Linked DNA regions of Mus musculus: regions 2 and 3 are each linked to region 1. A link is a loop called in an ENCODE intact Hi-C map of the cell type or tissue named here. Cell type or tissue: heart. All regions are shown on one strand. Region 1 has its middle 35 kb from the start of Gm31155. Region 2 overlaps Gm14812 (predicted gene 14812). Region 3 has its middle 18 kb from the start of Gm31155.

Region 1 (8,000 bases):
AGAGACCAGCCCCCATTCCAAGTTTGCTGCAGGCAAGTTAAGACAGACAGAATCCAGTGCGCTCAGACCCACTGAGATGGGAGTGACTAACAGAAATGTTAGCTGCCTGGATTGTTCTGTGCTCTCTCCAGAAGGTAGCCAGTTCTAAAAGTGCCCCCAGGGTAGGCCTTTCTGCCATCTTGATCCTGTGCACCTTGTCCCCTGAGTACCTGGGAACAAGGTCCTAAGGTCTTGTCAGAGACGAGTCAGTCTGTTTTACAGCTGCTTTCCCATCCTCCCTGTACCTTGAGTTCTGGCCAGTTTCCATCCTCCACTGTGTGAAACTTGAATGACTAAAACACTGGTTCTCAACCTGTGGGTAGTGACCCTTTGGAATCAAATGACCCTTTCACAGGGGTCACCTAAGACTGTTGGAAAACACACACACATATATTTACATTACGACTCCTGAAAGTAGCAAAATGATGGTTATGAGGTAGCAAGGAAAATAGATTCATGGTTGGGAATCACCACAATGTGAGGAACTGTGTTACAGGGTCACAGCATTCAGGAAGTTGGGAACCACTAAGTTCCCTAGGACATGACCTCCACTGGCATTGGTGATGGGGGCTAGACAGAGATGGATACAACACTCACTCGTAACCAGCAGCCCTGTCTGGAATGTTTCTGGTGCTTCATCCACGTTGCTTTGGAAGTGATGACCCTCTCTCAGAGGTACAATGATTCTAATCTGAAGTTCTGTTTCTCTCTTCTTGAGGAGAGAGAGAGAGAGGGAGGGGGGAGGGAGAGGGAGAGAGGGAGAGAGGGAGAGAGGGAGAGAGAGAGGGAGAGAGAGAGAGAGAGAGAAAGAGAGAGGGGGGAGAGAGAGAGAGAACATAGACATAGAAAGAGCTTACTCCTTCAGGAAGACTTTGGAAGGGTGATCAAAGGACAGAATTGGGTGGTCTAGTGACCTTAAGGGTGACACAGCTGCTGGGAAGAAGAGTTCAGGACAGGCCTTTTTGGTCAGGCTGAACTATTATGCAAGGGGACAGCTGTCTCCAGGAAGAGTGAGACCTGAGACCTCTGTGCTCAGAGACATGGAAATGGAGGCTGTGTATGGGCAACCATGAGAGGCAATGTAAGAGAGCCAGTGACAGAGGATGGCGCCTCCTGCCTTCGTTGTCCCTTTTGTGGGTATGTATGTCTTTGTGGCAATTAATACAGACCCGAGGGATATTTGTCTTCTTGTCAACTCTCCTCACTGAAATATTTGTGCAAGTACTTAAAGCTAGAAACAAAACAAAAGGCTCGCGAGCAAGTCCAGGTTATAGTAAGAGGAGGGGAAAGAGAGGAAGAACGAGAAGAGGACCTCCAAAATGAGAAACGTATAAGAAACAGTCACAAGCAGAAAAGGAGGCACATATGCAGGGGCTGGGGGCACAGAGAAAGGGAAGATAGAGAAGGTTTCAGGGGCATCCAGGCCAGGAAGGAAGCTAGCAACAGAGACCACCCCCCAACTCCATTTGCTTCTGTCCTTGTCCCAGCAGTTGGGAGGCTTTGGGGATAGGAGTGGGGTTTTTTCTCTAGCTAATCATGGCCGTACAAGATGGGGGTAGTGGCGGCCCACTGTTCCTTCAGAGGCTAGGGAGGTGCCGGGGGCCAAAGAGGCTTGGGGGGGGGGGCAGGTAGTGACAGGAGTGAGGGTGGATGCGCTGCATGGGTGGGGGTGGAGGGAAGACCCATTGCTCTTCCTGAAAAGAAGGTAGAAGAGGCGTGGGGCCCACTGAGTGGGTGAGGGTGAAGTGCTCCTCAGGAGTGCGACAGGCAGGCAGCTTGTGAGCTGAGAGAGGGGCAGCTGCTGCCATCCTCAGATGGGGAACACATCCTCCCGAGCAAAAGAGAGAATCCTGCTGTGGTGCTTTAAATAGCCACGTGTTCTGACAAGGCTTATTCACACCTTCACATCAGACTCTTGTGCAGAGTTTTTTCCACATCTACGCAGTAATCTCCATGGTTCTGCAACTATATACTTATGCATTTATGCCTTCCACGGCTATGTACAGCCACATCCATATCTATAACTGTGTCTATGCCACTGCAGTTGTCGCTGTGCCTATATGATCTATATGAGACTGTCTCTGGCCATTGCTCTCTACCCAGTTAGGAGCAGCTTGGCATCCTAGGGGTCAGAGCCTCTGCTTTTTCAGATGTTTGGCTCCAAAGCCATAGTGTGGTTTCATGGGAGTTGTGCAGAACCTGCCTTCCCACTTTTCATTTCCCACAGATGAGTTACCCTTGCACGGCAGAAGCAACTGCTTTATCCTGCATCTGTGGTGATGAGGAAGACAAGAAAGCATGAAGAATACTAAGCTGGGAGTAGAGTGGGAAGAAAAGGAGCCCGGGATAGGAGAGCAATTAAGTAGTTGTAAACTTTAATTATGGGTGGCCCGGCACTGTCACCGACCTGCTGTGTGACCTAGGACAAAATCTTGCCTTTCTGGGCTTTGGTGTCCCCACCCATGCCATCGTTAAAGTCCTCCCAGAACTGATTCCTTCACAAGCTGACAGCTGCCAAACCTTTCAGATCCTGGCATCTTACCACTGGAGAGCTTTGAGAATAACAACCCAGTGTAGTCAGAGGGATAAGTGTCCATGCGGTGGTTCTGAACATGCACGCTGACCCTAATGATGGGCAGATGACATCTATCTGCTCCTTCGATGCCCCTTAGAGAAAGTGGGAGTGGTAATAATACTATAGGTATTGTACATACCTCATGCATTACTCTGTGCAGCATCTGGGTGGATGACCTGCTGCCCGTTACTAGCCACAAGTTACCATACCCACTGATTCCATGTTTTGCAAGAGATAGGTCAAGTGTCAGCATCATCAGAGGATGAAGGAACAAGAAGTAAAACATCCTCTCACATACCACTTGTTTTCTCTTCTAATGTTCCTTGGAACTTTTTGAGATAGTTTTTCTATTCCAGGTTGAACTGGAATTCCCTCTACAGGCAATCAAACAGTCCAGCTGCCTCAGAGGAGTTTCTTAGTGCACAGAGAGTTGGGAGTGGATGCTACTGTTTGGTTGGGTCCCTTCTCTGGGCTTCTGGCTGTGTCTACCAAAGACCCTACTTTAGGGCTGTCCTCCCCCCTGCTGATTAGGACATAGGTCCCTTGGCACACAACCCCTTCGTAAGACTTCCTTTCAAGGATTCTCTCCGACTCCAGGCCCAAGGTCCACAGGATGTCCCATTCCCCAGGGAGCCAGTGGAGCCTCCCATAGGGCTTGTAGGCTAAGCTTTTAAGCCAGATTTTTCTCTCAGACACACAGAGCCAACAAGCAGAGTTCAGGGCTCAAAGGTGGCAGCTATAGCCTCAGCTTTCGCAGAGCTAGCCTCAGCTTTTGCCTGGCTAGCGTTACCAGCCTGTGCTACCACAACTCTCTTACTACCGAGCACTTCTGACTTAGGCAGGCCCTCGGTGTTGTTTCCAAGTTTGTTTTGTCATGCTGAGAAAGGAACCCAGGGCCTCAAGTATGCTAAACAAGGGCCCTATCATCAACCACATTCCAAAATCCCAGAACTGTTTCAGATCCCCAGGAGCCTATGTGGCAGGTGCTCTCATTTCAATTGGATTTACACTCCAAAGCTAAGGCGAGAGGGAACCCAATAACACATTATCTCAAGGCACTTGCCGTGGCCTCCTTAATTCTGGGTTTGCGTTGATCCCCAGGCAGCCTTCAGGTCCCCTACAGATCTCTTCTGTGTCTCCAGGTCACCTAGTCTATACCCTCAGGCTCAAAGCCCAGGCCTCTTCTACTTTACGTCCCTCCCTCCCGCTCCCTGCCCCAAAGACAACCGAAGAGGCAGTCCCTTCCCCCTTCCTTATTGTTGACAGCTCCAGTGCCTTCCGAGTCAGCCTCTCCCGGAGGCTGATCCCGACTGGCCAACGGGTGTCTCTGCCTGCCCTTCTCCACCCCGGCTCCCACGTGGAGCCTCCTAGGCTTAGGCTGTCCCATTCACACAGAGCCTTCCCCCATTGTCCAGGCCTGTCACTCAAGCCTAGCATTAGCATTTCTAAAGCCATCTCTTAGACACCACTAAGGCCTAGTCGAAAAAGAAGATCACTTTGAAACACTCGCTTTGGAAAAAGAGCTTGCTAGACAGGAAAGCTTAGCTTTAGATTCAGTGTTCCAGGACTCAGTGTGTTCACTGTTGAAATGGGGAGAACCTCTCTTTTCCTCTCTAGACTTAGAACGCCAGAGCTTCCTAAATTCAGAGCAGTGAGGTAGAGTGGTACCTGGGGCCCCAGTAAAACTACTTGTAACTTCCCGGGGGTTTCTTGAGCTCTGTTATTCTGGATCCTCCATTCTCCACCCACATGCCAAAGAAGGCATGGAGTTTTGTCAAAACTGGTTTTCCCTGCCCTAACCCAAGCGGCCTTTGTTAGGGCCCTGGCAGGATGGGGCATGAATGGGGTGACTTCTTTGCCCTGGCATCTGCAACCCGCCTAACCAACTTGGGTGGAGAGACAGCGCCACCCAGTGGTAGCCTGGGCAGTAAGCCAATCTTTTCTGGGCTGGGTCCTTACAGACCTGGCTTCTGGGTGCTCCGCGGAGTTACCTCACCAGAGAAAACCTTTCAAAACTTGAGGAATTTTACTGGTATTGGTTTAGCTATGTCAGAACCAAAGCTAAGGAGAAACTCAGCTTAGCTCAGCTCAGCTCAGCTCAGTTCAGCTTTTGCCTTCATCCCTTGTGCCTCTCCCATCACACAGCTAGCTCCTTATCCCACTCACAAGGTTCTTGCTTCCACGGCAGGTTCTGTTGTTGCTAACTAGGCCTTTTCCGTCCTCTGCATCACTTTCCTTCATCTGTGAAAATGGTGGGCAGGATACTCCTTGGTAACCTTCTGTCCTTCCTGATGGGCTGGGGAAATAGGAAGTAGGGGGTTTTGTGGGCTGGAAGGAAGGAGGGTGTATGTTTGTGGTATAAGGCACTTCTCCAAGGCTACCACCACCACGGCGCCGGTCCTGTGCTGCCAGGCATTAACAAAGGCTGAGTCAGGACAGGAAAAACAGTTCTGAGACAACCCCATGTCTCCCGTGCCTGGAGACTCACAATCTGCTGAGCAGCCTGGTTGACCAGCAGAGAACTGGTGCTGCCCCTCCACACACCTTCTTTCTTTGCTTCAAAGCTCAATTTACATGTCCTTTCTGCCTCCTGCCTTCCCCACTTGCTTGTTTCACTGTAAGATGCAAGCCACCTGCTTCAAGACTGATAGAAAGAAAAAGGTGGCCATGGCGATCCCAGGCTCCAATTAAAGTCATCCCCACCCCATTCCACTCTGCAGCAAGGGAAATTTCTGTAGCAGGAAGCAACAGGAACCCATGAGGGGAGGGGGAAACTAGCTGTCAGCCCCAGCCATCTGAAGCACTCAGCAGATTTCCCTCCCTGGGGGCCTCCCTCTCAACAGACATCCCCCTGGGTCTCCTGGCATGTTTCTCTGGGGTCTTGCCTCTGTGCTAGAGAGGGGCAAGGGACTCCAGGCTCCCTTGCTTTGGGTGAGAAGAGGCATTTGTGCCTAGAAATGTTTTTTTTTTCTGTCTAGAGTTCACATAAGAGTCCAGAAATATGGAGCTAATGGATACAACCGAGGAGCCTGGAGATGGGGGGTTGAGTGCTTAGTGATGAAGCTGCCTACCCAAGAGCTGAGAACAGCTGGCACCAGAGCTCAGCAGCACCAAGGTCAGGGCTCTGCAGCCCCTTGCTCCGAGTTCCCACAGCTCAGGAGCAATAGTCTGTGTGTGGGGTGCTGTGTTTAAGAGGAGCCCCCATCAGAACAGCTCTCCTCCGCCTGTTATTGTTTGGAATGATATATGAGGCTCTGCCCAGAGAAAGTAGTGTGCAACTAAAAACATGTTGTAGCTTAGTGTACACAAGATCCTGGATTTAATCCCCGGTCCTGGCCAAAAAAAAAAAAAAAAAAAAAAAAAAAAAAAGAAAAAGAAAAAGAAAATAAAAAGGAAAGAAAGAAAGAAAGAAAGAAGAGAAAAAAAAGAAAGAAAAAAGAAAAGAGAAAACCATGGGGCTTTAAAGGCACAGATGTAAGTCATTCCTACATCTTACAAACAGGGAAACTGAGGCCAGAAAAGTAAATTAAGATGCCCAGGCACATGGAATAGGGCTGTATACCCACAATGTCTGAAATAAACACTTATAAGAAGAGCAGGCGGAAGCTGGCTAAGTCAGTAGATGCACTTACTGTCAAGTCTGAGGACTGAGGTCGGATCTTAAGGCCCCACGAGGTGGAGGGAGAAAACTGAACTCCGGGATGTCCTCTGACATCCACCTGCAGACTCCCACCGATATACACATTCATAAATACATACATGAACAGGAAAAAAGGAGATTTTTAAAAAGAGCAATTGAATTCCGTGAAATGTTCAAATAATGTTATAAATCAAATTCTTCTTCAATTTATATATAATCATGCATTCCATAAGACCTGTCACCTTCTTTGGGGGGTGGCAGTAATTTGTGACATGTTTGCAAGCCATCTTCCTGGCTGGTCTGATATTTGCTGTGTGGCCCAGGCTGGCCTGGAAAACATAGCAGTTCTCTTGCTTCAACCTCCCAAGTGCTAGGATCACAACTGTATACCACCACACCTAACAAGATCTTAGCCTGTCTGATAAGATGTCACCTAAGCAACATTAAAGAAATTTGCTGAAATGTTGGGTGTGATCTAAAAACATAATAAACTCGAGTATAAGCAAAGGGTTTGTTGAAATGGACTAAACTGCTTTCACCTGTTGTTCAAGCCAGGGTGCATGCATCACAGTGGTGATGGCGGTGGTGGTGGGAGTGGTTGGTGGTAGGTGTTGGCTGCTGCTGTTGCTACTGCTATCATTGCTGTGAATGTCTGGGTTATTTTCCATCATGGGTTTCACATTGGCTTCACTAATGTTTGATATGAAGTGGAAATAGGAAAAGCCTTCTGCTGCTTTGAGGTTGAGATATGCAAGATGCAGTTATAAACACAAAGGAGTATTCCCACTTTAACAGACTCCTCATTGTCCCCAAACTCCTGGCAGGTGCTGGGGAACTTTGGCCTTCCCTTAGCTCTCCTGGAACTGGCTTGTATCACAGAGCAACATTCAGATACACTGGAGCATGGATTCCTGCTTTTCCTCATGAATTTTGCCTCTAGGAATGCTTTTATCCAGGGCTGCTTTCTCTCTCTCATCATGGGCAGGCTATCAGAAAGATAATCTTGCCAAGCCATGGTAGAACATACATGTCATCTTAATACTTAGGCTGCTGAGACAGGAGACTCACCATGGGTCTAAAACCAGCTAGGAAATTCCAAGTCAGCCTGAGCTACATAATGAAAGCCCATCTCTAAAGCCAAATAAACAGAATAAGCAGAACCTAACGGCCTAAGCAGCTTGGGTAAGGTACAATGACAGAAACAAGCCACCAACAGAACAGTGTGATTCAAAGGCAAACAGAAGGAATCAGTGGGCTAGGCACAGGTTGGCATTATCCCTGTTCCTTTTTAACCTGCTCTCCGTCATACCTTCCTGTGCCCTTAGCAGGCTGACTAGGTGGCTGTCTGATACTAACTTCACTCAATGTGGCTCTAGCAAGCCCCTTTGCTTTCGGAGCCTCAGTTTCTTTATCTGTGAGAAGGAGGACTAATGAAGTCACAATAGCAATCAGCCCCGGAATGGGGAAAAGCATTTAGTGATCACCTAGCAGATAAGATTCTAGTGCTTGGAATGTATGAAACACTCCAACAATTCAAGAATAAAAAGATGATTCAACCTTTCAAAATGAGCAAGAATAATTTGGAGAAATAAGTTCTTTCTGAAGAAGCAGTTTAAATTTCCATTAACAGGGAAAGTTGTTCATCTTCATAGTCATTAAGGAAATGCAATTCAAAACTACAGTAAGGGAACAGTAAGGGACCAGTAAGATGAATTTGTGGGGGAAAGCTGTGGCATTGTCTGTCAT
Region 2 (8,000 bases), 120 kb before region 1:
AGAAAGGGGCTGCTTGTGGGCAGGGGTGATGATTCAGCAGTTAAGAGTACTAGCTGCTCTCCAGAGGACCAGGGTAGAAGTCCCAGCAACCACTTGGCAGTTCAGAATCATCTGTAACTCCAGTACCAGAGGATACAATACCCTCTTCTGACCTCTGTGGGCACCAGACACATATACAGGTAAAACACCCATGTGAGGATCCAGGGAAGGCTTCAAAGAGAAAGAACTGGGAAACAGGAGGGTGCCAGGGCAGAAATGAGCATGTGGGAAAGTGAGGGGGAGAACCAAAGCTGGGGAGACAAAGACCACACTATCAAGAACTGTAGGCCAAAGCAAAGAGCTTGAGGGCCATGTTTGGTTGTGTTATATAGTGTTTGCCCATGTTATCAATGCTGGCCTGGGACTAAAGATCCTCCTGCTTCTGTCTCCTGATGCTGGGGTCCAGGCATGCACTACCCTACTTAGCTAAGAGTTTGCGGTTCAAGGGATGACTGTGTTAAGAGCTTAGGATCTACATGTATTAAGAAGCCATTAAAAGGGCTGGAGACATAGTTCAATGGTCAAGAGCACTTGTTGTTCTTCCAGAGGACCTGGATTTGGTTCCTAGAACCCACGTGGTAGCTCACAATCATCTGTGACTCCAGCTCCAGGAGACATGGTACCTTCTTTACCAGGCATGCATGTGGTGCACAGATATACATGCAAACAAAACACCCACACATGTAAAAATCTATTTAAAACACAAATTTAAAAGAATTTCAAGTTAGCTTAAGCTACATAGTGAGTTCCAAGTCAGACTTAGAAATATAGTATAAGACCCTTTCTCAAGGAAAAATGTTCTACACAGAACAAGTCTGAAATGTTATTTTAGAAAGATCATTCTGGTGGCTCTGAAGAATGGAGAAGCCAAGGGTAGATGGAGGGATGTATTGTACAGGTTTTAATAAGAGGTGCTGGTAGCCTGGGCTTGGCTGATGGGCACAAAGTAGAATCAAGCAGAAAATTAGATGCTTTATCCCAGACTCTTTTAGAGCTAGCAGGCTTTTGGTGATAACCACTGAGTGAGGGCCTCATCTCTGTTTAGATGCTATTTCAAATGTACCCTTGCTTCAAAATCTTTTAATTCGTCCCACCAAATGAAATATTAGACACAAAAAAACTTGGGAGTTTGTGAGGGCAGATTAAGATTGAAGATACAGAAGCTGGAGAGATGGCTCAGAGGTTAAGAGCACTGGCTGCTTTTCCAGAGGGCCCAGGTTCAATTCCAGCACCCACATGGCAGCTCACAATCATCTGTTACTCCAGTTCCAGGGGAACTGATACCCTCAGACATGCAAGCAAAACACCAAGGAACATTAAAAAAAATCAAAAAAATAAATCATCAAAAAATTTTTAAAGAAAGAAGATACAAATTTAGTGAGTTGTTAAAATACATGTGCTATTTAAACCCACGAGACTCAACAACAACAAGAAGAATCTACTAAGAAAATGTAGGTAGGAGGATGAGAACACCAGAGACTGAGTCCTGACATCCAGAGGAGGAGTCTCTGAAGAACCAGTGAAATGAGGGCACAGCCAGCAATGGGAGAGAACGTGCTCAACTGGGCTGTCTTAAGAGAGAACCAGAAAGGTCAGCCCAATCGCTGAGCTTGGCAATGTGCGCTTTCTGGTGACTTGTTTGTTTGTCTGTTTGTTTGTCTTCTGAGACAAGGGCCTGGAATGTGCTGTGTAGACCAGGATGATCATGAATTCACAGAGATCCTCCTGTCTCTGTGTCTGGCTCCCAAGCACTAAGACTAAAGGTGTGAACCAGCCCACGGCCAGCTTCTGGTGACCTTTGACAAGGGTATCTTTAGTGACCGGGGAATTCACTGGGATAGCGGGTGGTGAGAAAGGCTATGAGAAAGTGGAGGCCTTGAGCCCAGCAGTGTCTTGAGAGGTTTCTACTATGAGGGAAAACAGAGATAAGAGGAAGGAGTAATGAAGCCAGTGGACCAGTAGTCTACATGAAAACAGAACACTCTCAGAGTAAGAGGTCCTACAGGGAAGAATATGTCAAACGGCGAGGTCATTATGATCAAGATTTTGAAGCTTACACATAGTTATGGAAAGGTCAAGAGCATATAGCCATAGGGAATGGAAGAAGGAGGTAGAGTGGAGGACCCAGAGTCTTGACTGCTAAAGCCAGGAGGGCATCTCTGTTATACAAAACTTGCAAAGAGCAGTGGCAAAATTAAGGTATAGGAGGAGAAAAAATGATCAATCCAGCTGCTGACAGTTCTAAGGCTTGGAGGACACTGACAAGGGGGTCAACAGATAACAGCCTCCGGGAGAGGGTGGCGGTGAGGCATTCATGAGCGTATCTATCGTTTCAAGAGGAAAAAAGACAAATGGTCCAGAAGCAGCCATGAAAAACAATAAGGATACTGTCCCCATTTCCTTGCACAGTGGAATGCGGACTGTGGAAGGAAAATAGAGCCCCCAAAATATCACAAGACAGTTGTGCCCTTGAGCCATGTGAATGAAGAAAATGGTCAAAAGACACTAAGAATATGGAGAAGGGCTGAAGGGATGGCTCTGTAAGTCAAGAGCACTGGCCGCTCTCCCAGAAGGCACAGTTTTGATCCCCAGCACCCACACAGAGGTTCACAATTATCTGTAACTCCAGTTCCAGGGCATCCAACTCCTTCTTCCGGCTTCTCCAGGTACCAGCCACACACGTGGTGCACAGATATAGATACAGGCATAACACTCATACACATAAAAGAAAAATAAATAAATCTTCTTTTAAACAAGAAGATGGGGAAATGACAGTTGCTGACAGTATACTGTGAGTAGCAGACAGCAGGGCAGAGGGTTCCCAAAGTGGAAGGGGGGTAGGGAGAGAGGGAGGGAGGGAGGGAATGAGAGGGGGTGGGGAGAAAGGGAGAGAGGGAGAGAGAGAGGGGGAGGGAGGGAGAGAGAAGGAAAATGAATATTGGAACTAGAATTGGAAGCAGTGAAAACATAGAAGCCCAGGCTTCTGTGGAGATCTAGGCGCATGAATGTGAATCCCAATGGAGTGAACAGAGTTGCTTCCGGAAAGCTTCCTCATCGTATTGTGTTAGTTCTGCAGAGGATGAATGTCTGATCCCTGCTTATGCCTGCTGATTGTTCTGGAGAGGCCACGGTGAGCCTGTAGGCCCTCGTCTGACCTGCAGGGGGCGGTGTCTTTGCTGAGGGAAAAAGATGGAATCTGAAAATATCCCAGACTAGGCACCTTATGGCTTTATAACCTCAGATACACACTTGTATGCACACTAAGACTGCACATACATCTATGCACTGTGAACATGTAAGCAACATCTTATATATGTATACATATAGAGAAACAAACACATGCAATATGCACACTTTTGCATATATCCCCTTAACACCATGCACACAAGCCCAACTACACCTGCCTATATTGCTTCATTCAATAATGTACTCATACACATATGCACATGTATGCGGGTGCACACACACACATAGAGCGAGGGGGGGAGCAGGCAACCCAAAATGGGTTCTCTTAAGTCTTGCCAAGTCTCAGACAGCAGAAAATCAAGCTGAAGTTGAACAATCCAACTCAGAAAAGGGGGGGAGATGCAGGGCGTGAGAATGAGGTGTGTGTTGGGGGAGTCAGGCAAGGAGGAGCAAAGGAGCCAAGTGCTGAGTTAAAAAAAAAAAACTAGACCATTTGAAAAAGGGAAAGCCTTCAGACAGAGCAGGAATGCAGGCTGTAATTAGAATCGCTTCAACCGTCTCTAGATTCAGGGAGGATAGGCAAACTGGTTGCACATGCGGCATGGTGATCCCTAGCCTAGATAATGTTGGCAAAGCATGTGTGTGTGTGTGTGTGTGTGTGTGTGTGTGTGTGTGTGTGTGTGTGTGTGTGTGTGGTATGTATACATGTGAGCATGCAAGAGCTGTGGAAAATGCACTTGACCACATGGCACTGAGCCCTAGAGAATCCAAGATGAGTGCCCCCACCCTTGCATCTGCCCGCCCCTTCGGGGGAGGGAGGACCTCTCAGCTGACCCACAGCAGCCACCCCAGACACATGTAAAGGCTAGCAGATGCAGGGCTTGCCCAAGGCCCTGAACCGGCCAAGCCAGGCTAAGGGAACACAAGTAGTGAAGGTACTAGATTACAAGAAGACAGTGTCACAGGTCAGTCACTGACAGGCTGCCTGACTAAAAGCCACATCTCTCCTTTCCCTGGGCCTCTGTAGTCTGAAGGGAGAGTTTGGGGTCCTTCCAAACTGGCCCTGAATATTCATCTGGGACTGCTGGTTATGAGCGGCTGGAATGAAGCAAAAGAAGGAGATGGTGGGGTGCCTGTGAGATGAGGGCTAGCCTATCACCATGTTATGAGCGTCATGGAGTGTGCAGGTCCTGGAGGGGCGGTCCAGGCAGCCACAAGCCTAATCCCTTTGGCCCTCCCCTTCGCTTCTTCTCACCTTTCTTCTCTAGGCTTTCTGAGAGGGCCTGGGGCCAGCTGCTATCATCACTAAATATAGGCCAGCCAGCTTGGGATGTGAAGAAGTCCCTCTTACTTGCAGGGTTGGTTCCAAAGGCCTGGCAGGTGGCAGTTGGTGGATATGGCCCCTCCAAGCCTGACAGATCAGATTCTCCAGTCCAAGCCCCAGTCGCAGCCCAAAGCTCCAGTTTCCCATGAACTGTCTCCTTTGTTCCCCAGTGTCCTGGGGGCTTGGTTCATAAAGTGAGTAGTTTGGATCCTGGTACACTGAGAACAATAATGATGATGATGATAATGGTAATTGTTATTATAGCCAATACTTACTGAGCCTTTACTGTATGCCACACAGCTCTCTGCTCAGAGCTTTGCAGGTGCCAACGCATCCCTCCCCATGAATACCTTTTGAGGTAGGTTCTATTAGTCCCACTTTACAGGCAAACAAACTGAGGCTCAGACAGCCTAGTCAAATTACGCAAACCACTTAATTACTCAGCGAGCGAGTCCGGAATGGCGATGGTGTTGATCCTTTGAACCTCAGATTTCTTTAGAGTGAGAAAAATTCTGAGAACAGTAATAGTCTTAGGCACGATGAATTCATCTTCAGCACACTGGCCTTCCCTCAGTTCCTCAGAACAATGACTTTATAGGAGCAGTCCTGGGGAAGGAGATGGCTCAGAGAACCCCCCAGCCCAAAAGATAGAGTTAATTCATGTTGGTTCTTGGGAGCTGTGTGTCCCTGAGCAACCACCGTGCCCTTTCTCAGCTTCCTGGGTCTCCTGGACTATACTAATGACAAGAGGGCTAGAGGAGACTGCATTTACGGCCCTCTTGAGTTCCTTTGTCCCCTCTCCAGTGGCTTAGCTGACACTGCTTCAAGTTCAGGCTCGGCTTTCCACGTGACACCAGAGCCAGGCAACCCGGGGGCCTCTGTGCTTTCTGAGGGCCTAAGAAAACCTTCCAGTCCCAAGAAAAAGAACATTTATTGGCTCTAAAATATGAAAAGAAAACAGCAGAATTGGAATTAATAAATGTTCCATTATATGTCTACAAAACATAATATAATATCAGCCTCGTTAATTGTTAAATTTAGTATTCCTAAAAATTTCATTACATTTGAAAACAATTTGTTGCTTAGATTTCCTCACTTTGCAAGAATTCCCAAGTATGCCCGATGATTACAAAGAAATCATAGCCAAGTGGGAACGAAACGACTTACTCATAGGCAAATAATTTTGAAAGCGGAATTATAAAAATCCTTTGAAATATTTTATAGCAAAAATTACATTTAATATGGGATGTGGGTGCATTTTCACATATCTGACATGCTGTGGGGTAAAGTCTCTCAAAGGGAGAATGCCTAGGGCTGAGGAGAGGGCCACGCCCTGAGTGGCAGGCAGAGCCTGGGTCACTGAGTAAGGGAACAAGGGCACCTCTGTGAGCTGCCTTGCTTGTTGGGGAAGGGGGGAGCAGCCATGGGCCATGTCAGGAGCCCACTCCTTGGGTTGTTCCCCTCATCTCCTAAAAACAAACAAACAAACAAAACACAAAACAAAACAAAAATTTAAAAAAACAAAAACAAAAACAAAACAAAACAAAAAACGCCCTGGCCACATGCATGTAGGCGCTGGCAGAATGGCTCTTGTAGAACAGCTCTTTCATGTGCTGCCCTCGGCTCTTATCAAAGGCCCTTTCAAGAAACAGGCATGCCTGTGTGCCTTTCATAATCAGGAAGAGAAATAAACATTATCTGACGAGAGGCAAACAGCCACGTGTAAACGGTGTCTGTTGGATTGTCAAGCCACTGTCCAGGATATTGTCCACTGAGACGCTTAGTGCCCTGGGGCAAGGGCCCACCGAGGTATTTCTCTCCCAATTTAACACCAGCATAAACTTGAAGTCTCTGGAGGACCTGTCAGTTTCTTCCTTTTTGACACCAAAAGCAGCAGGAGGCTCTACTTCTGGGTTTGAAATGGGAGGCCGCTTAGCTTCAGGCAAGTACACAAGTGGGGTGGGCAGGGGGAGGGTGGCGCAGCGATGGGATGACACAGACCACCACTTACTTTGATGTGACCTGGGCCAGGTCCCTTTCTCCTGAGCTGCATCTACAGTAAGAGTTGTAAAACCACAAGGTTAGTATGAGGATGCATTAGGCTAATGGATGTCAAGTGGCAAGAACAGGCCGTGGCATGGTGAAGAACACAGGCTGAGAGTGAATTTGCTCTCCCTCACCAAGATCTGATGGCACAGACCTATTATTCCAAGATGCCTACCCATTCAGCAGGCTCTCTCATCCTGTCTCTTTGCTTCACAAGTCAACAACAGAACTAGGTTAAGACTCTTTGTTGTTGAAAGCCCATGAACTCAGAGGTAGCAATAGAGGCTCCACTCTGTCCCCTAGCTTTTCAGTGGTCCAGTGCAGAAAGAGAGGAAGGATATGGTCCCACCAAGAGCCCTCTGTCATGCTTATGGCTGTAGCCAATATAGGAATGAAGGAGTCCAAGCATGAGGCTGGTGGCATTATGCCAGCTCATCAGTGACAGACCATAGAGGGTGATGCATCATCTGCAGCTGGCCCACTCGCTCTTCAAATCAAACTCCTTGCTACCAGCTCGGGAGGAGCTTTACTTGCCCTTTGAATACCATCTCTCTTCTGTTCCCATTATCTCTCCCTCGGCATTCCTATTTCCTTCTCTATTTCACTACACACCACTATCCCCCCACCTCTTCTGTGCTCCTGTTTGTGCCTCTGTTCTTAGCTGATTGCACCAGAGTTTCTGAGTTTTCATGCCTGTGTGTCCTAAGCCACCTCAAAGATGGAGTCCGTGTAGTTTCATCTCGGCATCTCAGTGCCCTACATAGGACTTGCCAAAGGCATACCTATGGACTGGAACAGAGCTCACCAGAGAATACAGAGAGAGAAATAAGGGAGGTCTAGCCTCTACTCCTTCTAATTCTGGTCATAGAGACTCAATGAAATTGGACTGCAATCCTTGATCATTTTTAGCTATGTGACCCTAAGCAAGTCATTTCCCATTCCTATGAATTCCATTTATTTTTGGTTTGGTTTGGTTTGGTTGGCCAAGGATCTCAGTAACTTTGCTGTGCCCTGAAGAGGCTATGGTGGGAATCAAATATGGAGAAGACTGAGAAAGTACTTTAGATACTATCAGTCCCTCAGCAGTGTTTGAGGGCCCCTACCATTGCCAGTCCTGAGAATTCCTTTAAGTTCATTGCAGGCTCATTGCAAACTTGCAACTACACCAACTGCACCCACCAATGTTCTCCCTGTCTCCCAACCTACTCTGTTGCAAAGGAAACAACATTCACACTGATCACATAAGGACTTGAATAGTTACTGTGTAGCATAGCATCCAAAGGATTCTCTGAGCTCTTATATCCTTCTATGCCCTGTTTCATTCATCTGCCCACGCATCTTGGATTCCATGTGATGGCTAATATCCTTAGCAATGAGTTTTTACATACATACATCATACATAGTA
Region 3 (8,000 bases), 53 kb after region 1:
CACCCACCTCTTTGCTGCTAGGGTATGTGTTTTAATTCCCAATGTTCAGATGAAGAAACCGAGGCTAGAGGATGTGAACTAACCTGAGACGTACTTTCCACTAGCCTAGCTTGCCTCTGGCATCCTGTATGGCTGAAAGGCTCAGGAAAGGATCCAGTGTGCTTTGTTCTTACCTCCTGGTCCATAGAGGGGAGCAGACCTCCTGAACTTCACATAGTCCAGCATGATTTGGACACTGTACCCCTTCAGATGGAGGAAGGAAGACATGTGTCATGTGTCCAAGATCAAGACCTTACAGCAACGGAGAGGCCATATTTGAGCCTATGCAGCAGCCCTGTTTCCAATGTTCCTTCTGGTCTCTCTAGTCTACCCAGGGGTACCTTGGTCCAGCTGGCCCAGCCATGAACACATTTCTTCAAGCTGCAAAATAAGAGGGGTGTAATGAAGAGGAAAGAGTCCAGCAGGGAGAAAATGGGTTGCTTCAGGGCAAGTGGAGTATCAAACAGAGCCCCTGTTATTAGTAATTGTAGCATCATGAGGGGGCCTGGGATGGTGGTGGTGATAATGGTGATCATGATAAAGGTAGAAAATGACAAGGAGGTAGCCCACCCATTGTGGCCTAGCAGGTTCCTCTCTTCACTTCTCATATCAGCCACAGAAAAGATTGTCCAGTGACCCCAGCACTGTATATGCTGCCTAGTATTGTCCTGGGTGCCTAGTGCAGGCGACCTGGTTTCTTGTTCCAGGCCATGGTCCATGCCCTTGGGATGGGTCATTCCTGGAGTATGGGATACTGTTTTGTAACTGCACAGGGACTCCATAAATGTTAGAAATGGCCTTGAACTGACACACACACACACACACACACACACACACACACACATGCCTGGCATAGAGCAGTGGTTGAATGCCATGGTTTCTTTCTTTCCTGGCTAGCCTACCATTCTGGGGTCGAAATTATTTTTTTGTACTTGAATCTGGACCTCATTCCTCTGTGATTTGACCTTGGACCAATCACTTACCAGTCTGTGTCTCAGTCTCATCTAGAGAGTGGGGCAGTGCTAAGATTTATGAAAAATGGAGTCCCTGGGTGTCCCTGAGAAGCAGTGGGACCCAGAGCGGGAGAGTAAAGTCAAATGAGTTGTCTCCCTTGTTCCTCAAGTGTTAAACGTTGTTCTGTTCAACCCTTGTGCCAGGCATTAGGATTTAGAGCAAGCAAAGAGGTTCACACACTCATAGTTGAAGCCTCAGGCATTTTTTTAGCTCTGTGGTGGAGCCCCTGTGGGTGTCTGGGCCAGAACCACCCTGCCTGACTATCTGGGCGATTCCCTGGGGGAGCAGAGGAGGTTGCTGCAGTGTCCCTGAGCCTCTCCTTCCTCCCAGTCTGCTCCTCCTCCCCAAGGCTGTTGAGAGGCTAGGGTGATGGATGGGGCCCTGCCTTCCCCTCACTACTTCTTTGATGAAAAGAAAGAAAAGTCCACCTGAATCTCAAATCAAAAACAGGTGAATTGCCACTCTGGTCTGCAGGAAGGTTGGGGGCTGAGGGGAGAAAGGAGAGGTGATAAATCACACTGTCAGGTGGGGGTTCTACCCTTCAGCTGTGGTAAGGACTTTGGGCTGCCCCAGACCTGCTTTCCTCCTAAGATGGGGGTGTATCAATCACAAAATGTGGGTAGCGGGCAACTGTCCCTAAGCATTGAAGGCTCACAGCAAGTTGCTCCATGGCCAACCCTCCCTCCTCTCCACCAGCCTCCACTGTCGCCTCTACACGTGGGAGGTACAACTCTTCCCTTGTGTTCCAGCATGCTTGAAGTTTGCTAGCACCTTGCCCACTGAGGTAGGAGTGTGTGTGTGTGTGTGTGTGTGTGTGTGTGTGTGTGTGCTCGCACATGCTCATACCTGCACTCACTCAGGCTTGCTCACTTTGTTGTGTGTATCTGGGCAAGTCCCTGGCTCTCTCTGAACTTTGGCTTCTGTCTTTGAACCACAAAGGGGTTCTTTTAGAAGCTAAAAAATGACAGGCAGATAGATAATGGACCTTGCATTTGTATCCTAGGAAGGGTGGCATGGGAGCCCTGGGTGTCCCATACATTGGTATGGCACTTCCTTCTGCCCAAACTTGTGCACTGATACTGTGCAATGATAGACCATGGATCCCTGGACTTGGTAAACAACTATCCCAGAAGACTGTCAGCACACTGAGAGTGTGACCCTAATCCAATCCTGATCTGTTTCTCTTGCAGCAGAGACACAGCAGGGCCTCAATGTCAACAGTACATAGTCTTTGAAAGTGGTGCGGTGTGGGTGGTGGGTGGTTGGGGGCTGTGAGAGCAAAGGGCAAAGCTGAGCAGGGCACTATTTAGATCTCCAGAGACTGACTGATAGGGAGGGGGCGGATTAAGGGATGGGAGAGACCTCAGAGTTCTATCTACTATATAAAGGCTAACTAGACCCCTGGGAGATGATACAGGAAAAATCACAACACGAGGGCCAGGCTGTAGAATAGGCCCCACCCAGGCTTTGGGTTCAAATCTTCCAGTCTCAGGAGAAGCTGTGTCTGCTATGAGAACTGAAGAGTTTCTGATCTAGCCTGATCCACACCCAAATTCCAGCAGCTAGATGCTGCCAGCCTGACTCCCACTGTCTACCTACACAAGCCTGGGGGCTGTAGCACCCTAGACTCGAAGCCAGGAGCGACTTGCAGCCTCCAGGAAGGCTGGACAGGAGCCAGAACCTTCCACGTTGGCTTCTGACTCTTGCAGTTCCAGACCTTCAGAAGAGCAAGGGTAGAAGGAGCAGGAGAGGAAAGGTGGAGAAGAGCGAGCTGGAGAGGATGCAAGGAAGAGGGAAGCACGGGGAACGAAAGCTCGAAGTCCTTAAGGGGGAAATAAAAAGAAGGAGAGAACAGTCCACTGAGCACGGACTTGGGCGAAGACACAGGCAGAGCAGAGAATGGAGGGTGGGGGGTAATACAGAGACACCCCTAAAAGGGACAAGCTGTGGAACAGAGCAGGAAAGAGGGGTCGCCAGAGGGGCAGAGAAAGGACCCCAGCCCAGGGGTCCCCCTCCCTACATTTCTGTGAGCTCCCCAGAGGCGGTGGGGGCAAACTGAAAATGAAACACCTCGTCCCCGGGCCCAGGGATGTGACCCTCAGAGTAAGAGGATTAGGGAGGCTTCCAAGAGGAAATGGGGAGGGTGCCAGGAATGGGGGAGCCGAACATAAACTCCCGCTGCCCCCCCCCCCCAAGCCAGGAGAAAGCTTGCGGACCATCGCACTTGAGCCATGGAGTACCAGTGCCCCCTTGTGGCACAGGGCCGACTGGAAAACTGCTGGTGCGTGGGGGCTGGGGTGGCAGGGGTGGCAGGGGTGGTATGGGTGGTTTGCGTCCCACACAGGACTTTGGACTCCTGGAGTCTGCCGGTGTGAGAGAACATCTGAGATGGACTAGTGACTGTCCAGGACCTCCAAAGCCTGAAAAACATCAATGAAGACTGAACTGTGAGCCTGAGGTTCTCTGTCCCTCCCTCCCTTTCTCTGGAGCACACCAGGCAATCTGCAGGCCACAGGGCAGGCAAAGGCCTGCGCTCCCCTCCACTGTGCCTGCTCCAATGTTAGGTGTACAGCTCCGCTTTTAGTATCCCGGTCTCCCAGTCTCGCAGTCTTGTATCTGGGCCTCTAGGTGCCTCCCACTCAACTCCCAAGAGCTGCTTCCCTTGGTAGCATATGCATGAGTGCTTGCTGGTGCAGGGGTGGGGTGTGCATGTGAGTGTGCTTTGTGCACAGTGGCCTGTCCCAGCGCAGAGTGGAACTGGGAATGTCTTTTGCCTGGGAGAGTCAGGAGCCTTAGGTTTCAATTAGTCTTCATCATTGACTTGCTGTGCAATTTTGAGCATATTCTTACCCATTCTGTAAGTCTACCCCTCCCCATCTAAAGCCGGAAGGGCTGGTTTTAATGGTTTTACCATACCCAAAGACAGAGCTTGATTAAGAAAGGAGTCCCTACGCTCTTCACTGTGATTCCGAGAGGTGATTTGCACAAACCTGAGGACATCCCACCTAACCATGAGCTGGAACCTCCTCCAGTGTGCCCTCATCAGTGTCCCTACTCCACATTTGCCCAGTGAGGCATGTGTGTATGTGGGGTGGGGTGGGGTGGTCTGTACTCAGGCCTGCTCACAACCTGGGATGCCTTCTGTCCAGGAAGGGCTCACTGATGAGAGGGGGTAGTTCTGAGTCTCTCTTGCTCAACTCAGAGTGCAGCACCCGGTCTATTGGGTCTATTGGTGAGCTCCAGTCTGGGAGAGGAGAAATCTGAGCCTGCTGGCGGCTTCCCCAGGAGGGAGTGGAGTGTAGAGGTGAAGAGCAGCAGGAGGATGCACCTGGCTCAGCAGGAGAGAGCCCTGGGAGGGAGCAGGGCAGGGCACCCTAGTCCGAGGATAACCAGGGAGTAGGAGGAGTTGAGGAGCTCTGGTTTCCAAGGAAGTTTGATGCTTGAGCCTGTGGTCCAGGTTTCTGTATCTGCAAAATAAAGGTAAGAGCGCTCCAACGGCAAAGCAATCGGGAACAATAGATGAATTCACAGAGATCAGCAGCTAAGACATTCACTGGCACCTAGTGCGTGCTTTGTTTGTTCGCTTGCTTTTTTGAGACACTGTCTTGTGTCTTGTTCCTCTGCCTTATTTTTTTTTTTTTTTTGCACTGTTCTTTAAATTATCATTGCATATGTGCAGTGGGACATGTGTCATGGTGCACATGTGGAGGTCAGATGACATCTTTGTGGTGTCAGATCTTCCATTTTTCCCCCTCTTTTGGCTTTTTGAGACAGGGTTTCTTTGTGTAGCCCTGGCTGTCCTGGAGGAACAAGCTGACCTCCACTTCAGAGATCCACCTGCCTCTGCCTCCTGACCTGGCTTTCCTTCCACCTTTCTGTGTATTCTGGAGATTGAACTCGGGTCACCAGGCTTATATGTCAAGTACCTTTACCCACTGAGCCACCTTGCTGGCCCTACTTTGCTTTTTTGTTGTTGTTGGTGGTGGTTTTTTTGTTTGTTTGTTTTTTGTTTTGTTTTGTTTTGTTTTTTTGTTTTTTTGTTTTTTGTTTTTTTTTTTTTTTGAGACAGGGTTTCTCTGTGTAGCCCTGGCTGTCCTGAAACTCACTTTGTAGACCAGGCTGGCCTCGAACTCAGAAATTCGCCTGCCTCTGCCTCCTGAGTGCTGGGATTAAAGGCGTGCACCTCCACTCCCGGCTCCCACTTTACTTTTTAAGACAGGGTCTCTTACTGAACCCAGAACTTGACAATTGGCTGGCTAGTGAACTCCAGAACCTGTTCCCATGCCTCCTTAGCACTGAGTTACAGATGTATCTCAAACCATACTCAGACCTTCTGTTGCTAATTTTTCATCTCCAGCTTTTGGCTGGGTGCTAGGGATCTAAACTCATATCCTCATGCTTGAAGAGCAAGGACTTTGCCCGCTGAGCCTTATTCCCAAGCACCCTGATCTTGATCATCTACTCCAACTGTGTCTATTTCCTGGGTGCTGGGATTAGAAGTCACTGCAGGCATATGCCAGTGTGTCTGATTTATGCCTTGCTGGGAACTGAACTCTAGTCTTCCTGCTTGACAGGTAAGTATACTACTAACTAAGCTGTGTATCTCCAGACCTTCTTTTGCTGTTTTGTTTTTTGTTTTTCCTGGAAACCCTTTCTTGGAACATACTAGTCAGAGGAATTCTGTAACGTTCTAGCTGGCAGGACTTTATAGATGATGGCTGCGAGCACTGGTTCTCAACCTTCATAATGCTGGGACCCTTTCATACAGTTCCTCATGCTGCTGTGAGCCCTAACCATAAGATTATTTTCAATGCTACTTCATAACTGTCATTTTGCTACTGTTATGAATCATAATGTAATGTGTGTATTTTCTGATTGTCTTTTTTGTTTATTTATTTGTTTGTTTGTTTTTTGAGACAGGGTTTCTCTGTGTGTACTGGAACTCACTCTGTAGGCCTCTTAAGTGCTGGGATTAAAGGCATGCGCCACGACGCCTGGCTTTCCTGATGGTCTTAGGTGTCCCCTGTGAAAGGGTCATAGATCACACACACACAAAGGGGCTGTGGCCCACAGGTTAAGAAACACTGGGTTAGAAGATTTGAACAAGTTCAAATTCTATTCCTCACACTGTGGTACCCACTGTGAATGCAAGTATAATGAAGCCCAGAGAGGGGGAGACACTGACTTAAGGTTACACAGCAGACTGTGGCTCAGCTGAGGGTTCTTTACTGCCAGGCCCAACCCTCTGTCTCCTTTTCCCCCTTCCCCAGCTGGGTATCCTCTGGAACCTTTGCATGCAGCTGTGGTCCTAAATTTCAATTGGGTCTTGGCCAGCGTCCCAGTGGCTGGGCCAAAGCTCCAAGACAGGCTAGGAGCCCTTCCTTTGATTTGGTGGAGGTTCTGGTTTGATCCTTCATTTCATGTCCATCGGAGTCAGAGTTTTTCCAGCTGGATTAACCTTTGAGGTCACTTGGTCACCCAGGCTCCCTGCCCATCTGCTGTCTGCAATCACTAGCTTCTCCTTATGCCCTCCATCACGGTGCCCTAGATTGTGCAGATATTTGGCCCTAAATAACCTAGCCGTCTCTGGCCTTTTCCTCATTTTTCCTGGCAGCTGCTGTTCCTGCAAATCCACATTGATGGGACAACCGGGGAGACAAAGTCATCAGTCCCGCTCTGCTCAGTGGCCAGCTGGCTTTTCCAACGCACAGTCCACCCCATCATCACAGCGGCAGTCCCATCATGGTGCCAGGGCTTCCTCTTTTCTGTTTCTGTTTACGATGGCCAAGTGCAAGCCTTGTCTAGGGCAGGGTATGTTTTCAAACTCTTCGGCCACTATCACTGGGGCCTAGAGTTCCTAGAGAAGCCCCCCTCAGCATTCCAGGGATGGTGTTCCCCTGCTGCAGCCTAGCTTGGGCTGGGATACTCCCCAGAGCCTGAGCTAGACCTGTTTGCAATGATTCACGCCTCCACACTCCCACCTCGCCCCTGGGAGCCAGCTCTGCACTCTTAATAGATCTTACGGTTAAGAAGTTTTTTCCTGCTACTCAGCGTTAGTGCTTAAAGTGCAGTTACACTCTGAAAATTGACCATAAAATGACACCATGGGGTCCACATTTATCCTCCAGCCACAATTTCAGACCAGCTTGGTTCAGTTTTCACTTTGAAAAATGGCTTTGGGGGGCTTCAAACTCCACCCAAGTCCTAAATCTGCTTCAGTGCTTCCTCTCAGTGCAGCCTCCTGCCCCCAGGCTGGGGGAGAAGCAGGCCCTGGGACTGCTGAGGTGCCTAGCAAGGTACAGCTGTGCTCAGAAGGTTCCTGCCATGGCTGGGTGGTTCTGGGGGCACTGGGAGAGGGACAGAGCCTTTGGATTCACCTGGATGGATGGAGGGCACTCTTCGATGGTTTGGCCAGATGTCTAAGACTAAGGTCTGGGATCACATTCCATCCTAACACCACCCCCCAGCCCGCAGTGTTGCTGTCACCCCTGTTACAGGAATGAGGACGACCATGGTGAATGGGAAAGTGAATGTGGGGTGGGAATGTACCAATGAATAGAGGTTACCTGAGGAGGACCCTCCTTATAACCCCAACCCCGTCCTGTTTGTCCTGTTTACTCTAATGAGCCCGGTTATTTGGCTCCCAAGCCCACAGCAAATTAGAAGCAGTAAATCAGTGGGTGGGGTGGGGGCAGTGGGGCTGCTGGAAGCAGGCACACTAAAAGTGTCAAGATGTGAGAGCTGACAGCCTGACAGCAGGGAGTAGGCAGTGAAGTAGGAAAACAGAAAACAATTCAGGCCAGGTACAAGCGTGCAAGGAAGGCAGACAAGCCAAGGCCTCATGATGCAGGAGACTGCCAGGGTGAGGTGCCAGTGGTGGGTGGGGCACAGTAATGAGCAAATCCTTAAGAAGAATAGGCTAACAAGGTGGAATGTGTTTCCTAAAC

The links. A loop is a pair of places that touch in the nucleus more often than their neighbours do. Peaks named below come from ENCODE experiments on the same cell type or tissue, not always from the same donor. Only the 100,000 strongest peaks of a DNase experiment are listed, where the experiment ranks them.
Region 2: a loop joins it to region 1, with 13 times the contacts of the local background. A loop is called at or near these places in 6 of 42 quality-filtered maps.
Region 3: it touches region 1 in a loop (7-fold over the local background); 7 of 42 quality-filtered maps call a loop at or near these places.

Annotation. Positions count from the first base shown.
Region 1 is chrX:99,518,510-99,526,509 of GRCm38, forward strand. No RefSeq gene overlaps it. Among named protein-coding and RNA genes, the nearest start is that of Gm31155, 35 kb to the right of the region's middle. In heart, a CTCF peak has its summit at 4,536 (motif pointing left); no DNase peak of the experiment used is centred here; H3K27me3 peaks cover 5,240 bases.
Region 2 is chrX:99,399,869-99,407,868 of GRCm38, forward strand. Gm14812 (predicted gene 14812) reads right to left here. Exons shown (of 7, transcript NR_033544.2): 7 at 5,463-6,602. Among named protein-coding and RNA genes, the nearest start is that of Gm14812, 40 kb to the right of the region's middle. In heart, a CTCF peak has its summit at 3,197 (motif pointing right); no DNase peak of the experiment used is centred here; H3K27ac peaks cover 381 bases; H3K27me3 peaks cover 2,715 bases.
Region 3 is chrX:99,571,661-99,579,660 of GRCm38, forward strand. No RefSeq gene overlaps it. Among named protein-coding and RNA genes, the nearest start is that of Gm31155, 18 kb to the left of the region's middle. In heart, a CTCF peak has its summit at 3,302 (motif pointing left); no DNase peak of the experiment used is centred here; H3K4me3 peaks cover 494 bases; H3K27ac peaks cover 288 bases; H3K27me3 peaks cover 5,327 bases.